Linked DNA regions of Mus musculus: region 1 is linked to region 2. Evidence: chromatin contacts called from ENCODE Hi-C or POLR2A ChIA-PET data. All regions are on one chromosome and are shown on one strand. The core of a region is the stretch at or near the end of the contact, and the rest is flanking DNA. Distances in the headings are between cores, read along the strand shown.

What was found. Hi-C counts contacts between places; a loop is a spot of excess contacts on that map. ChIA-PET counts read pairs that join two places held with the same protein, here RNA polymerase II (POLR2A).
Region 1: a loop to region 2 is called in a map of heart, with 2.1 times the contacts of the local background. The contact joins the promoter of Bicc1 here to the enhancer-like site in region 2. A Hi-C loop is called at or near these places in 2 of 37 maps with a recorded cell type or tissue (Patski and heart). POLR2A ChIA-PET finds 5 or more read pairs at or near these places in 2 of 5 experiments (Patski and embryonic stem cell).

What each region holds. Positions count from the first base shown.
Region 1 is chr10:71,158,136-71,160,969 of GRCm38, forward strand. Bicc1 (BicC family RNA binding protein 1) reads right to left here and starts at 1,555. Exons shown (of 21, transcript NM_031397.3): 1 at 1,286-1,555. The coding sequence starts at 1,481.
Region 2 is chr10:71,117,733-71,120,718 of GRCm38, forward strand. All of the region lies in intron 1 of Bicc1 (BicC family RNA binding protein 1), which reads right to left. Among named protein-coding and RNA genes, the nearest start is that of Bicc1, 40 kb to the right of the region's middle. Within about 2 kb of position 1,484, at least 2 of the 3 ENCODE cell types and tissues checked have a DNase peak (open chromatin) inside an H3K27ac peak, as active enhancers do; they include heart, where a contact is called at or near this core.

The sequences.
Region 1 (2,834 bases), core at 305-2,804, 40 kb after region 2:
AATGAAAAATTCCTGAAATGTAACCCGGCTTCAATTTTCAGATCTATTACTTTCCTCCAAAGTTACATAATCTCAGGGGGAAAAAAAAAAAAAAAAAAACACAAGACATGACATTTGGAATGTTTATCAATACAAATAAGCAACAAAGGAGAGGAGTTCTCGGCCCTTCCAGAACCGCCTGCCAAGCACTCCTGATACTTATTTCCACCAAGTTATTGTTTAGGAAAACATGTTGTTCTCTCTTAAAATAACCCTCTTAATTGTTCCGAGAAGCCACTGCATTTCCAGAGAGGAATAACTTGCTCCCATACTGCGATACATTGACAGATAAAGTCAAAATAAGTCACGCAGACAGCAATAAAAGCGAGTCTGTGGACCTCCAAGCTTCCCGGGATGAAGGATGAGAGCTACCGAATCCTCACCTCTCTCCCTTCCTGGGAGCAGGGGCCAGATCTCCTCAAGTCTTAAAAATAATGCACATTCCAGCTACCTCATCTCTGCCTTTGGATGTGGGAGGTGAGCCACACAGGTAGGCTGCGAATGGACATTTTTAAAGGTCAAAATGACCTTGGATCTGTTACTGCTCACTCTAATCCTAAAGCAATAAATCAGCATTTGCTTCCGATCCAGTGTGGAGAAAGTTTCTCTTCCTGGGAAAATCCCAGAAACTCTATAAAGAATTTGAAAAAAATTTTTTTTAAATTAAAAACCCAAAATATGAAAGTCAAGTCAGACTCCCACAGCTGCAAGGGAGAAGTTTATGGACTGAATGTAACTCAAGATGTCTTTTAGGACTGCCCTGACACATGCTACCCTGACACATGCTACCCTCGCACTGCCAGGGCACAGATCCCCACGCCTGGGTGACTTGCTCCAGCTCAAGACTCCGGCGTGGGGGCGGGGGCTCCCAGCTGAAGCCTTGACATCTGCAGCGCTTTTCCAGGCGACGAGAGCAGGCCCTAGCTGGAGGAAGCGGATACTAAGGAGGGGAGGGAAAAGACGCGGCAGGGGTGGCAGAGATTCCAGGCTGCGGGAAGCCGGGCAAAGTCCCGCACACTGGGCGGTCCCGTAGTGTAAGGATGCCACGGCCCAGATGTCCCAGCTGCAGCTGGCACCGCCGCGGTCCTAACAGCAACTTCGGAGCTGCAGCACAAACTCGGGCCTCCAGCTCCTCGGATCCGAGCAAGCTGACAAAGTTGGGGGGGAGGGAGGGTGTCCCGTGAGCGGACTGAGAGACGATCCTGTGGCGGACTTGGGAGAGGATTAGGAGCAGGGGCATGCCTACCTTGGAGCATGGCCTCGAGTTTCTTCCTGTCCACGCGGAAGCGCTCCTCGCTCCACTCCGGGCTGTGCAAGAGGGGCGCCGCGGCCACCAGATCGTCCTCGGAGCCGGCCACCGGCGAGTCGGTGCTGCGCTCGCTGTTGGAGCCGGGGTCCGACTGCGCCGCCGCCAGGTAGCCCGGCTCGCTCTGCGAGGCCATGGTGCGAGCGGCGCTCGGGCTGCCGCCGCCCCGGCCCCGGCCGATGTGGCTCGGCGCGCCGCAGCGCTAGCTCGTGCCCCCGCCGCCGCCGTGGCCGCGGGAAGCCCTGCGCATCCCCGCCTCGGGCGCCGCCCCCCGCCCCGCCGCGCCGATCGCCTGCGCCCCGGCCCCCGCCCGCCCGCAGCGCCCGCTCCGAGCGCACAGAGCCGCCCGCGCCTCCGGCCGCCGCCAGCCCCGCCGCCGCCTCGCGCGCTCATTGGCCGGCCAGGCCCACGGGGAGCAGCGGGCGGGAGCGGCCAGCCCGCGCCCTCTCACACGCACCACGTCCACACGCCGCGCGGCGCCGCCCGGAATGCCTGACCCATCGCGTGGACCCTCGGGCTCTCGGACCCCCTCACCCAGTTCGAGCCTAGCGCTCCTGGGGTGCCCCGCCAGACGCCCTCGTCACTTACTGCCACTTTTTTGTACTTTGATGGAGACTCCATCAAAACTCACAAACTTTGATGGAGACTCCATCAAAAACTCACTCCTGCCAGGCGTACAAGCTTGCTTATCCACACCCGAATCCCTTACTGTCACTTTTCTATCCCTATACCCGAATTCCATCCCTCTCCATACTCAGAATACTCCAAACTTAGATCAAGTTCACCCCAAAGTGCTCAAAGGGTATGCTCCCAAGTCCAGTCCTATTTACAGACCCTCAGAACACCCTGAGTCTGTCCCACAAGCCTGAATGAGAATAGAGAGTAATAAAAGGAGATCTGGGGACAAGAGGGATTGATGACCAACTTTTGCAGATGTCAGAGTAGACTTGACTTGTGTGCACCTAATCGGTCCAATCCAAAGATACCTTCGCCAGATGTGCCCTTCTCTGACTTTAATTTCAGGCCTTGATTCAACAAGACACTACTTTCGCCACCTTAAGCATCTATCTCTGTCTGAGATCACAGAAATGGCTGGCTCATTCTCTAGACAGGCTGGGAGCTCCTCTCTGTTCTAGGCGGCCCACAGATGAAAGCCTCGCAACTTCTGATGCTGACTGCCCGCCAGCCCACGCACCATCACTCTCAAAGCGGAGCATAGAGCTCAGAGGATGAAGTCCTGCTGTGAGCTTGGAACACTCGCCCCCACGCCACACAGAATCGTACTGCCTTTTATTAAATGACCAAACGCACAAGAGTATCTGTTCTACGTAGGAGGATGATGGTGTTAAATATGGTAGAAAAGCACTGTGCTACCGAGGGAAGAAGTAGGTTTACAAGTGGGGTGAGCCATAGGGTTCACCTGGGGCCCATAGATAATCATACAGTGTGTGTTTGAATCAAAACTCTTACAGGGGGCTGGAGACGTGAC
Region 2 (2,986 bases), core at 234-2,733:
CTGGCAGCCATTTGCCCTAGGTTTTCTGGGACAAACTTCACATCCAATCTGTTTCTAATTCTTTCCCCCATCGACCACAAAAATGTTCCCTATATGTCAACATTTTTGTGTCCAAATACGTCTCCCGATCCGAGTGGCACACACAAAAACATCTTAAACTGTCTCCCTGTTGCGGTGCCTGTAATTATTCTCCAAGTGTTTCAGCATGGCTCCTGTGACCGACACACGTGATGGTTAGGGTTAATCTTCACCTCTCTCAGGAAAGGCATGTTCTTCAGCTGAGCCTGGCCCTAGAGGGCTCCCTTAGCATTGAGAGCCCTCCACCCTGTTTGCTATGCACAGTTAATAAAAAAATCTGTATTCTTCTTTATCTCAGAAAAACATTGGATGTTTTCTTTTCTTTCCTTTTCATTTTTTTCTTTCATTTATTTAAATTTTTTGGCATTTATATGTGTGTGCATATCACTAGTGCCACAGCATGTGTGTGTGAAGGTCACAGGAGCAAGGTTCTCTTTTTCTCCCACACGGGTTGCCAGGGTTCGAACTCGTATCATAAGGCTTGGCTACAGGCACTTTTACCTACTACGCCATATTGCAGGCCCACCATGCAGGTTTTCTTAATCAGCAAGATAGATAAATACATGAAATACTGATAGGAAAATATAGGTTGGTTGCAAAGACTGCCCAGCCGCTCTGCTCGTATTGGATGAGGCCTTTGAACTGACGAAAGCCATGTCCCCAAGGTCGTTAGAAAGGATCCCCAGCTTAGGCTTTTGAGTCTAAAGGATGACCAAGCTGCTTGAATAATCCCTTTCCCCTTTAAATGAACATTTCATGCCCAGAGCAGTGAGGTGGGGGTCCTTTTCTGGATCATGGAATAGACTGGAAAACGGAATACAGCACGCATGTCTGTAACAAAAGGGGGCCAGGAAAGCAGAGGCCCTTCTGCAAGCCTCAAACAGAAACTGCATCAGGAAGCAGTTCGCCAACACAGGTGCCTACGCCCCTATTTCACGTCTCACCTAAGGCCAGGGCGTCTGTGAGAGCCTCGAAGCCAGGCCCGATATGCATTTGTTTCTGCTTAGGCAGTGTCGATGCTAAATTAGCATTTGGCTTTTGTGACTCCAGGTTAAAATGGGTTCCGGTCTGGGGAACACACGGTTCTGGTTTAGATTTCCCATTTGCACACAACTTCCCTAACCTTTAAGTTCCCTCACGATGTTTGCACAAATTAGGCACCAATTCCAAACCCTGGTGACTCAAATATCTCGTGGCTGGAGAGTTAAAGGAAAGGTAAACACATACAAACCAAACAGGCAACAGCTAGTTATAAGAAGGAAAAGCCCACTCCAAGAAAGTGGTGGATTGAGAGTCGGTGGCTGTCTGTTTGACTATCACCTTAACACCAGGTTCCAGTCCTTGTGGCTGCTCCAGTCCTGGCCTCCAGCCTATCACACTGAAGAGTTCACTACAAGGGCCGGCCAGCCTGGAGAAGCCAAGCCCAAGAGAAAACAGCTAAAGCGCAGAAACACATGCAGGCCTCATGCAACTTGTGTGCACGTCACTGCTTTGAAGCAAGACAGAAGATAACATTAGCCAAAGATAATTTCTCCTACCCCTGGCATCAGAACCGGACACCACGTGTGTTGTTTTTAAAACAAATTCACTGGCAAACGTGCTTGTAGCTCTCTTGAGTAAAAAAAAAAAAAAAACTAAGGAATACCTGCCTCGCCCCTGCTTCCTGCTAGGCGGCCATGTTTGCCTGTTTACAGCTCTCTGTGCTTCATTGGGCAAGCATCTTATATTACAATTCCCAAAGCTATAGTTTTGAAGAGTACTCATAAAAATAAGTATTTCCCCCTCAAACATTCCTGACATTCCATCCCCGCTCCAGCTTGGAGCGTTTGAAATGTTTCAATATTACGACTGGGATACGAGTTCCCGGTGGTGAAGGGGGATTACAGCAAGAGGAAAACAACCCTGCACAGTGAGTTACTGACATTCTAGACTGAGGAACTTCCAGGAAACTGTACAGACAATGTTGAGTCACGCCATCTGTAAGCGACTGTTACTGGATGTATGAACTGTATTCTGCATGTGTGACTCAATTTGAAATTTGAAATGCACACACATGCGCACACACACACACACACACACACACACTGCTTATGAGACAGTTTTAAAACTTCTGATGGAGGCCAAAGGAAAGGCTATGTATATGAGCATGTATTAATATGTTGGTGTTCGTTAGTAGACAGGGTTTAATACATATACATACGTATCTGATGGGGGCAAAGCATAAGGCTAGGTTCTGAGTTTGTATCTCTTATCATCATGTATTTTTAATGAACATACAATCTGCAGGTCTGCTGGAGTTTTGCTAGGCTCACTCACAGTGGTTTCCTAAGCTGAACTATTTGGAGTAAGGAAAAACAAAACTAAACAAAACAAAAACAAACAACACAACAGAGCCCAAACCGAGTACTCTTACGTATAACTAACGGAGAGGTGGAACATCTTGATTGGCACCCAGCCAACGTCTGCCCTGAGAATGCAGAAGGTAGTGGAGCTAGGGTGGGCGAGGCAGCCTCAATACTCTTCACTTCCAATCCAAGGTGAAGGCTCCAGCAGCCTGCGGCTGTGGGGAGACCTTTTCCATTCTCAGAGAGCCTGACATTTGCCTGTTATTTGTACAAACGGGATGGTTTACTCATGGTTCTTAGTTCCCCTCTTCTGATAATCCTTCGTGGATAGAAGGTGGGGGCCGGTGACAGAGGCATGAGCAAAGGAAAGAGAGTGCGAAGTCCAAGACAAACAGCTAACACAAAACAGCTAACATGCACAGCGACTCTTCCCCAGGACAGCCCGGCTTGGTTCTCAGCACTCAAGTAGGCGGCTGCACACATGCCTCTCCTCCATGATTCTCTGGCTGGTCAGAAAACCCTCTTCCTTTCCCTCCATCGCTGCCAGGAGAATCTTCAACTTC